2 separate regions of the Homo sapiens genome follow, and region 1 is linked to region 2. A link is an interaction called in ENCODE POLR2A ChIA-PET data of the cell type or tissue named here. Cell type or tissue: MCF 10A. All regions are shown on one strand. Links, peaks and the distances in the headings refer to the core of each region. The heading gives the core; the rest is flanking DNA.

Region 1 (5,386 bases), core at 191-5,190, 150 kb after region 2:
TTGTCTAGCTTCTGTGCAAAACTGTATATGCAGACCCTCAAGAGTTGCCCATATATATTAGTTTGAAGTATTTCCAGGGATAAAGAGCTATGAATTTCAGTATCTATCACATTTATGTTCGAGAAGGTTGTTTTACTGTTGAACAACAAACTCATGGCAATTTGATATATGTTTGTCTTGTTTTGTCCTAAATGGAGGTGGTGAACAGCTGGTCAATATCATTTTTATGACAATTTGAATTTGTTGATAAATTGTCCCTCAATTCTTCTTTCATCCCAGCTTTCTTAACCTTTCAAGAGAGGTCCTGTTTTACTTTCTCAAAATCATTTTTATTATTATTTTCAGGGCTCAGAGCATTCAGGCCTCAAACTAGACAGAAATCTCAAGTGACACTCAGTGTTCATAATGACATTGCTTCTTGTTTTTCTTTTGTAATACTGATTGTAATGTGTCTTAGCATTAACTATTTTATTGTTGATTGAAATTCATTTCATGGACTGTAGCATATCATTCTCTTTAAAAAAATGGCTCCATAATGTCTTTCTTTACTTATTTTAGAAGTAATACACGTTCCTTGTTTCATATAGGCATATATAAGTAAGTACACAAGAGAGAAGTAAAATTGCACACAATCCCTCTATTCATGGATAGCCCCCATTGAAGTTTTGGCTTCACAGTCTTCAGGGCTGAACAGACTAGCTTTTTCTTCTCCTCTGGCAGGGATATCCTCTTTGAGCCATGGTCTTCTGTCTCGTAAGACTTTCTGTAATCTGAGTTAGACAGCCATGGCTCTTTGAAGGGTGGAGTGACAAGGAATCATGAATTATTAAGAACAAAAAGAGGCTGGCCGTGGTGGCTCACACCTGTAATCCCAGCACTTTGCAACACTTTGGGAGGCTGAGCGGGGCAGATTGCTGGAACCCAGGAGTTCCAGACCAGCCTGGGCAACATGGCGAAACCCTGTCTCTACTGGAAATAGAAACATTAGCAGGTCATGGTGGTGCGCTGTAGCTCCAGCTGCTCAGGAGGCTGAGATGGGATGATCACTTGAGCCCGGGAGGTGGAGATTGCAGTGAGCCAAGATCATACCACTGCACTTTAGCCTGGGCCACAGAGCGAGACCCTGTCTCAAACGAAACAAACCAAAAAGTAATAAATTAGCCAGGCATGGTGGTGCATGCCTGTAGTCTCAGCTACTTAGGAGGCTGAAGTGGGAGGATCTCTTGGTCCAGGAGTTCCAGGCTGCAGTGAGCTGTGATTGCACCACTGCACTTCAGCGTGGGGGACAGAGAAAGACTCTGTCTCTAAAAAAAAAAAAGAAGATATTCTGCAAATGTGTTGGAAAACTAATATTGTCTCTACTGAGGATCACCTAAGTATTTAATTAGGATGTATGTATATACATATGTATATACATCATATACAATTCGTAGAAATGTGTCTGGGGCCACAGTAGGAGCTGAATACATGTTAACTGTTATTATTCCAGTTGCATTAGCTATTCTTTTTTTTTTTTTATTGCTTTCATTGTTGTCTTTGTCATCATCATCACTAAATGCATCCTGTAGGCTGGGCCTAGTTGAAGACCCTGGTTCATTATAGTGTCTCATTTCTCCCCAGGACCTCATGGTTTGGTAGGAGTGACAGACACATAATTTTATAAATTGCAGTCTTCAGCATATCTAAAACAAAACAAAATGAAAAACCCAAATAAATAACCCTATAAGCTCCTTAGCTTCCCTTAAATGCCAACTTCCAGGCTCAGCTAATTAGAATATATTGTTTTTTTCTCTACAATGCTTTAGCCATTTTTTACCTTCCTATAATTTATCCATTTCACATCTCATTATCTCACTCGTTATCTCATCACTCTTGAACTCTTTCATAAAAGAGAAGGTAAAGAAGTTCTTCAGGTCCTTATGTTTTAAATGTTATCTGTCATTAGCTTTTCTACTCAGTCATTTAGAAAGAAGGTGCTTGCCTTGTTTACCTACTTTTGATGGTTATAATTAAGAAATGGTCCCATAACTCTTATGGAATTTTTATTGTAGAATTTTTTTAATATGACATCAAAGCCAATAGTCAATCTTGTCAAAGCAGTAAAAAAAAAAATCAAGCTTATTTTCAACTTTAAATCACAATGTTCATTGTCATTTTTGATATGGTAGCCCCCAGATTTCCTTCTTGTGACTTGTTAGATCCCTTTTGAGAATTTTCTTCAATTTAAACCATTTCAATTCTTATAGACCTTTAAATGTTTCTACAGATTGATGGAAATGTGGCATGGTCTACTCTCTATCCTTCCTTCAATTCAATTGTGTCAGCTATTACATTGTGCAAATTAGAAAATTTCATTAATTGAGGAAAGGTCTTTATCCTAAGGGAAGCTGCTGAAGAAGCGAAATGAAATCCACATCTCTTTTCCTCTCCCTTACTCTCTCTTTCCTTTGGTGTTTGTGTGTATTTGTATGTGAATAAATAAAAGGTGGCTGATTCAAGGAATTGAGATAGGAAATTGTAGGCTGGGTGAGCAGACAGTAGATGACACTTAAATGTATTTAATTCACTTTATATTATTAATTATGTGTATGCACATACATTTAACGTCCTTTTTGGTGTCCCCCAATCTATAGCAGCTAATATCTAGACCTCATTTTGGAAATGAGAAAATGTGGCTGGAAGAAAATGATTAACTTGCCCGGGTCACACAGCTACCAAGTGGAAGACTCAAAGTCAAAACAACATTTGTCATACTCTAAAGCATGTGCTCTCTTTACTACAGAAGGGACTTTCTCCAGGAAGCAAAGCCCAGATCTTACAGAGGGTCCCATAGCTTGCATTTCCTAGTGTGGGGGCTTATGCATAGAAGGTGTTAAGAAAATGTGTATGGAATTGCTTTGAAGAAAGAATAGGGGGAAAATGTTTTAAAAGATATTCCTTGATGAAGAGTCCTGGGACTTGAGAAATCCAATACCAGGGGTGGGAAAGTCCAAGGCAATTACTTCTGCAAGTGTTGAAAACCTGTTGTGTGTTTTCTTTCTCTGCTGAAGGAGAAGGTTGTTTACATTATGGGAGATTGTTCCGGTCTGTACCAAAGAGCTTGTTAAGGGTGACAGACAGGTTTGTTGCACAAATGTGCACTCCAAATTAGATGAATGGTGAAATTATGAAGCAATCAAATGGCAAAGCTTTTAGCAGACTACAGTACATTGCCCTTTTTTGCTACCCCTAGGCCTGTTAGCATAAAAGAGGCCATAAAGATAAAGTGCACAATATTATTCAAGTCTCAGAGTTCAACAAACATGGACAGCTGGCATTTTATGGCAAGTGTAGTCAGGATTGCTTAAAACCGCTTGTCTCCCCAACACACTGAGTTAGCCCCGCTTCCTTTTCTCTTTGCCAGGACAATATTAGACAGACTAGGGCAAGTCAAAAAGAGCGAGAAATGCTGGGCGTGGTGACTCATGCCTGTAATCCCAGCACTTTGGGAGGCCTAGGCGGCCGTATCACCTGAGGTCAGGAGTTCGAGACCAGCCTGGCCAACATGGTGAAACCCTGTCTCTACTAAAACTACAAAAATCAGCCAGGTGTGGTGGTGGGCGCCTATAATCCCAGCTACTCAGAAGGCTGAGGCAGGAGAATCACTTGAACCCAGGAGGCGGAGGTTGCAGTGAACTGAGATCACGCCACTGCACTCCAGCTTGGGTGACAGTGAGACTGTCACAAACAAACAAACAAACAAACAAACAGAAAACGAAAACAAACAAAAAACCAAAACAAAAAGAGCGAGCGAGAAACAAGAACTCCTCTCCTCCCTTTCTTCACAACCCTTGAGGGGAGGGAGAAAGGTGCGCAGAAAAAACTTCACCCTAGCATGAAGAAGTGAGTGACAGAAAAGGTTTTTTAAGTCAGTCAGATTGGAGAGGCTTGTTATCCTGGGAGAAGTTGGAACTTCAAATGAAGAAAAAGAAGAAGGGGAGTGGCTCGTGCCCAAGTCTAATGTGTTCGCTGGGAAGGAGAATGGCTTCTCTGCACCAGGAAAGGGAAAGGAAAATGCCTCCTCTCACTATGCTGGTGGCTGCACATTACGGGGAGGACAGGTGGAGGGGAGGCTGTTAGCACCAGAAGGAGACCTGAGGAGTCGTTGATCCAAACCTCCCATTTTAGGGATAAGATGTACAAGGTCCAGAGATGGCAAGTGACTTGCCTGAGACTGCCCAGCTATTTTATATTCAGTTCTGTGCTGTTCTCACCACGAGCATTTTGAGTGAAGGTGGGAGGATAATTGATATGTACATAAACGTACATATTTCTTAATGGGGTACAGCTGAGGAGCCCAATATGTGAAAGAGAAAGACACAAAGCTGCTCTAGTTGAAGGTGGGAGTAGAGGTGGGTAGGAGTGTCCTGGAATCCCACCCCCTCAGTCTCTCTTTGCCCCAGTGGGTCCTAGAAGGTAGGCTCTAGAAGCCCCAGGGATCTAGGGAAAACTTAAGCACCAGAATATTTGATGGATTTTTTTTTTTCTTTTTCTGCCAATCCACTAAAAGTTATTTTTTTTTTCTTGGAATCTTCTCATCTTACCTAATGCAAACACTCTTCTTGTTATGAATGCTGCCTGAGCAGGGGCTAGTGCCACATTTAGAGAGAGGCAGCCATTGCTGACCTCGATCTGATCTTATTCTGACCTAGGAGGCATAGACACAGAGACTCTAAGAGGGGAAGTAGCGTCTAGAATGTGGCAGAGATGGGACACCATGCCGAATCTGTCTGATCCAGAGCCCATGCTTGTCTCTTCACATTTATGCTCTATCTCCAGAACACAGGATTGGTCCACAGTATTAAAAGTTGACTGTGCTGTGTCTTTGGACATTTTTCCCCTTAGGGGAAAACGATGACATTAATTAAGATGGGGTCTAATACCCTTTTCACTTTAATGTTCTGCAAGTTGATATAGTTCATGGTACAAGCTAACAATTCACTTAAAAACAAGAGAGATAGTTTTCCCCAAAATATGCATGTATGGTTTAGATGTTGACATTCTGGAGGCCATGGTCCACAGATAGTATTCTGTGCATGATTGTTCTTTTTACAGATCACTTATAATCCAAACCCATGTGGAAGATCTTTTGTTCTTTCACGATCTCTTCAAATCCTACTATCTCCCCGTCCCCAACCACCTTATAAATCTGGTCTGTGGCTGTTTGGGGTCTGTTTTATAGGGCTTATTAGGAATAACAGTTGAACGTTTCTGTGTGGAGCCAAGTCTTGGTCACGTAGGCAGTCTGCCAATTGGTAGTAGCATGGTGCATGGTTAACAGTCTAAGCCATCCCAACTGCCCCATCTGGCCAGGAGAGATGGGTGGTTCCTGATATTCCAGGACAAA
Region 2 (5,386 bases), core at 312-5,311:
CAATTTGTGCAAGCTGCCGATGAGTCGAGTACATACGCTGTGTTTCACAGCGACTCTCTTCCTTTGTAGATGAAATTACCTTGTTGGGAGATGAGTTGATCTAACTCTTTATTTGCTTAAGTCCTTATCTCTTTGAAGTGATGACGTGAAATAAATAACACATCAAGGCCTAGGATGTATATATGTTACAGTGCCAAAAATATATATAGTATGGTCAGGAAAAATCGTGTGATAATTTGATTTTGCAAAATACTTATTTAAAGGGATGCTTAAGAATAAATGAACCAACTTTATCAGTAGCCTACTTGAACTTTTTTCTTACATGGTGATCTTTTATTCCATATTCAACTACACGATGAGTTTCTAAAGTCATAGCTAATTTTCCAGTTATAAATGTAAACATGGGTGTACACATTGAAGAATAACACCATCAATGTGAATCTTTTTAAAAAAATTATTCTCTCTAATCTGTCATTAAGAAGAATTCTTTCTGCAATCCAGTATTATTATGATTGCAACTATTTAATGCATTTCTGTCTTTAATTTCTGCCCTCTCTACTAAACCATGAGCATCACCAAGACAGGGACCACGTGGTTTTGTTTGGCATCTTGATGCATAGCCATAGTTCCTCACACTTACTAGAATCTCAGTGATTGATTTTCTTTTCTCTTTGCTTTACAGTCAGCTACTTCTCATCTGGTGATATTTATTCATGGAACATGAATTTTAAGATATACTGGCTATGGTTATTTTTCTCATCCTGCACTACTAGTCATCACTTCATAATACAGTTTCTTTCACATGCCAGAGATTCTAAAATAAGCTGCCTAGACACGGTGCCTGCTTTACCTCTTCTTTCTTTCATTTCTACTTTTTTTTTTCATTCTCTTCCCAAGTAGCATATTCTTCCAGCCTCTACATCTTTTTGTGTTTTTGGTAAAAGCATGTTCCTTAGGAGGTAAGCCATTAGTCACCTTTTTAAAAAAAGCATACGCAGTGGATACAAGTAAATAACAATGAAAAATTCATCAAGCAATATAAGATACAAACAAAAGATCATTAATGAAATCTAGATCTCAGGGATTTCCAAGAGAGATTACTTAAGGAGAAAACAAGTTTGTTCAGTGGATAAAACATTGTTCTATGCGTGGAATAAGGAGAGTGGAAATGCCTCATTTTCTAGTTCAAGGGAATGTCATAGATCAGGGATGGCACAGAGTTAAAAACATATTTCTCCTGCTCCTAATGGAAGCCATAAGAAAATTAGCTTCACTGAAGTTTAAACAAAATGGAATAACAAAGAAAAAGAGCTATTTAAAAATGTGATACTGTGGTAGATCTTGCAATGAGAAAGATACTGTTTGAAGGATACGATGCCAGCTGCTGGTTTTTATAAAGTGCCATGGAGAGGAAGGCCTGGAGGAGACTAGGAAGAAAATTTTTGGTTCAGCCAGGTACAAGTGAAAAGGGCGGTGAGAACAGAAAAAAAAAGTCAAATTTTTGGAAAGTTTTTTCTTCTAAAATCAATTCATTTATAAATTATTACTTTCTAAATCAAATTTAAATTGTTCTGTCTGATTTTAAGCCATCACTGGCCTCTACTTGTTTCTCTTCAACTACCAGCAACTCCTGCCTCCCTCCCACCAGTAGAAACATCAGCTAATCCTTTGCCTATCATTTTGCATCTCTTTTCAGCTGCTTTATTTTATGTATTATTCAACTTATGCATTATTATGTATGCATTATTCAAGTTATTATATATTTATGCATTATTCAACTTTATTATTATTCAACTTATTTTCAACTTAATCTTTTTATGTAGTATTCTTCCTGCTTGAGGGACAGTAGATTGTGTAAAGCGTGGTATTTGTTTTTCTTCACAGAAAGGTCACTTTAAAGTATCTTTTCTATATATTCATTCTTCAAACTTTTTTTTGTAGCATATGAGCACATTACACATAGAAACAATATCATTTTTCACCTTGGCATGAAGCCTTTTAGACTGTAGACATTCAAAATAAATTAAAATTAAAATAACACTAGTTTGGTTCATGATTAAAATGTAATAGCTAGAAACTCTATCTTTACTTTTTCCCCAGATAATTGATCTTTTATTTCCCCTTCTAGTCTAGAGAGGGTGTTTTTTTTTTGTTTTTTTGTCTTTTTTTTTTTTTTGAGCGGGGATTCACTTTTGTATCTTCCTAAGTTCTTAGCATAGTGCCTTCTGCATGCTGTGTAGCAGTGTATTTTTATTAATGGGCCAAGAATTAATTTCATTTAATGAGAAAACAAAGGCAATTAAACCTATATTCTGATACTACCGTTCTTCACCTGTCTCTAAAGCAAATCCTTTCAGTTTGGTCAGTGAACCTTCCCATTCTTATGTTTACTATTATAAGTTACTTTTGTTGTTTAAGGAAAGAGTTTGTGGTTCCTTTTGCAACTTGAACAGCAAATTGTATTCTGTTTCTTCTGTGTTGGTCTGTATAATCCTCTATGAACGTACCGTTATTATTAGGTGCATGCCCAAAAAAGAATTGAAAAAATAAATGGACCCATAATAATTACTCAGTAAAAGCAAGTGTGTCATTTTGGCTAAGAAAATACAAATGCTTTGCTTCTTAAAATTTATATAATTTACATTAAAAATTACATAATCATCTTCAACTTCTATATAAACACCCTTGATTTATGTGCCCTTTACAAAAGGAGACCCATGAATTTGCCTGAGTTTAATGAAAAGTCTGATATAGTTACAGTAGTTGCAGTTGCCTTAATTGATCCTCTTCTCCAGAAATGACATACCCAGAACGACACTGTTCTGTTTCTCAAGCTGTGGTCACATTAATTTTTTTTTTTTTTTTTTTGAGACAGAGTTTTGTTCTTGTCGCGGCTGGAGTGCAATGACACTATCTTGGCTCACTACAACCCCTGCCTCCAAGGTTCAAGCGATTCTCCTGCCTCAGCCTCCCAAGTAGCTAGGATTATAGGTGCCCACCACCACGCCCAGCTAATTTTTGTATTTTTAGTACAGACGGGGTTTCACCATGTTGGCCAGGCTGGTCTCGAACTCCTCACCTCAGGCGATCCACCCGCCTTAGCCTCCCAAAGTGTTGGGATTACAGGCGTGAGCCACTGCACCCGGCCTAAATTATTTTAAAATGAGGTATAATTATGCTTTATTATTTATTCTATGGAATTTTTAGAAACTGATTTACCCAGTTACATTTTACTTGAAATTTATATTTAAACATAGGTAAAGCAGAAGAGTATCAATAAAAAGTTCCCAGTTTCTTTTTCAAACAGTTAATTTTAAATTAAAAATTTGGAATGGCAAGTGATTGCATCATCTATAACAAGAAAGACAGAATAGAGGTTCTTTCCACCTCTTAATAATCTGTATGTCTATGATTTTACATCCATTAGTTAGAGGCCTATATTTGTAGTATTACCTTTTGAAATCACATAGCTCTTATGCGACATTAAGTATTATTTTTGGCATCTTGAAGATAGCAAAATGAGCTTTGTCTATTTTTTAAACCATGGTTTAAATTTTTTTTCTTTTTTTATAGTGGCATTAATTGCTGTGGTTTTATGAACAATTTATTTCTGGTTTTTTTTTTTTTTTTTGAAAAAGATATACAGAAATGGTTCTCTGACTCATCAAAGTTCTGATAGATTCACAACAGCCAGTTAGTCACAAATTGTAGCTTACAGCTACAAATCCGCCTGGCATTTTTTGTAGACTGTGATGTCTACTGCCTTTACAGTAGCATATTCATCCTTTAAATGCCACCATGCTGAAAATGCATATTTAATTTTATGAATGCCTTTACCAGAGCTTAGGTAATTTTTCAAATGGTAAAATGTAATGATAATTAGTTTCTCATATTAATAGCACCATAAGGTCTTTTTCTAATTTCAAGAAAACTCAAAAATGCAAATTGTGTACATTTTGTATGTGTGATAAAGTTTTGGTGTTTTTTTCTTTTAATAAAGATTTATTTTCTTTTAGAGATACATGCTGAACTACTTAGAAGCAAAGTTATATGATATCTGGGATTTGCTTCAAAGTACCACAGGGAGAGAAAGTGTAGATGGGGATAAAGATGAAATAAGATTTGTTATGAGTTGATCATTGCCGAAGTTGGGTTATCGGTACGTGAGGATTCATTACAATTCTGTCTACTTGTGAATACAGTTAACATTTTTCATAATAAAATACAAATTTTATAGCTCATCATTTTTATAACATTTTACTATGAGTTGATAAACTTCCATTAAAGTCAACAGCACTCAAGATGTTAAAACCAAGGCATATCTCTCAACTCCCTGCTTATTCCAACAAACTGCATGGTATAGTCTCTTAGTCAACTAAGATGATGACAGTCTACATTGCTTAATAATTTAATTGGGTGAACCCTGTTAAAATATTTATTGCATTAGTTCTATCATGATTCTTATTTCAAGCTCTCATGATCTATCTTTTGGCAGTATTAAATATTTATGAAATGAATGAGTGAATGAAGCCCGAAATCTCTGAATTCTTTTCCTATCACAGCACCTTTGCAATTCCTTCTTACTTGTCCACATCGCCTCACTAGATTTTAAGCTTTAAAGGAGCCGAAAGTGAGTCCAGTTCACCAGTGTGTCCCAGGCTAGTGCAGCATGTGGCATACATTCGGTCTTGAACAAGTATTTATGGAATGAATGTATTGATGAATCTGTCTTCTGAAGTGGTCTTCATGATTTCTGTCTCTGTTTTGGCCAGTCCGCCCTCCATTTAGTTTCTGGGGGAATTGTTTTAAACTGTCATTGTGATCATGTTTTGCCCATCTATGGCGTTTCTCCTATGAGGGTAAGCATTCAGACGTTTGTACAGGAAGCTGGAGACCCGTCATCCTGTGGGACCTGCAAGAGGCTTGCTCCTCTTCTTCATCTTTCACCACTCCACACACTGTTTACTTGTGTATTCTGTGCCATCTTTTTTTCTGAGTATTTCCTCTCTGAGAATGTCATCCTCATTCACATTTTGAAAATGGCACCAATGAGAAATGCCTTCCTCATCCTGGGGAGACTGAGACGATATCTGTCCTGTACATCGCAGCTGGCGATGTAGCAGCAAATGCCAAAACTTCCCTGCTCTCAACACACATTGTACCTCTCAACCATTCACAACCATTTTCTTCTAATCATTTTCCTCCTCACCAACAGTGAGCATCCCTAGAGCAGGAATTACTTTTAATTTCTTTGACATCTTCATTTTACCTGGCCAGTACAGAAACCCAGTAAACGTTTGCAGAAGGAGTAAATTAAGGAATGTACTTTTTGCTAATCAAGTGAATGAGTTTTCCATAAAAGCTGTGAAATCAGTGATATCGTGAC

The links. ChIA-PET counts read pairs that join two places held together with the same protein. Peaks named below come from ENCODE experiments on the same cell type or tissue, not always from the same donor. Only the 100,000 strongest peaks of a DNase experiment are listed, where the experiment ranks them.
Region 1: POLR2A ChIA-PET joins it to region 2 with 7 read pairs; 2 of 35 experiments call an interaction of 5 or more read pairs at or near these places.

The regions. Positions count from the first base shown.
Region 1 is chr9:13,977,467-13,982,852 of GRCh38, reverse strand. All of the region lies in intron 4 of LOC101929507 (a long non-coding RNA gene), which reads left to right. Among named protein-coding and RNA genes, the nearest start is that of LINC00583, 52 kb to the right of the region's middle. In MCF 10A, for the core only: no CTCF peak of the experiment used is centred there; a DNase peak (open chromatin) is centred at 3,092.
Region 2 is chr9:14,126,178-14,131,563 of GRCh38, reverse strand. The region is part of intron 6 of NFIB (nuclear factor I B); the gene reads left to right. Among named protein-coding and RNA genes, the nearest start is that of NFIB, 190 kb to the left of the region's middle. In MCF 10A, for the core only: no CTCF peak of the experiment used is centred there; no DNase peak of the experiment used is centred there.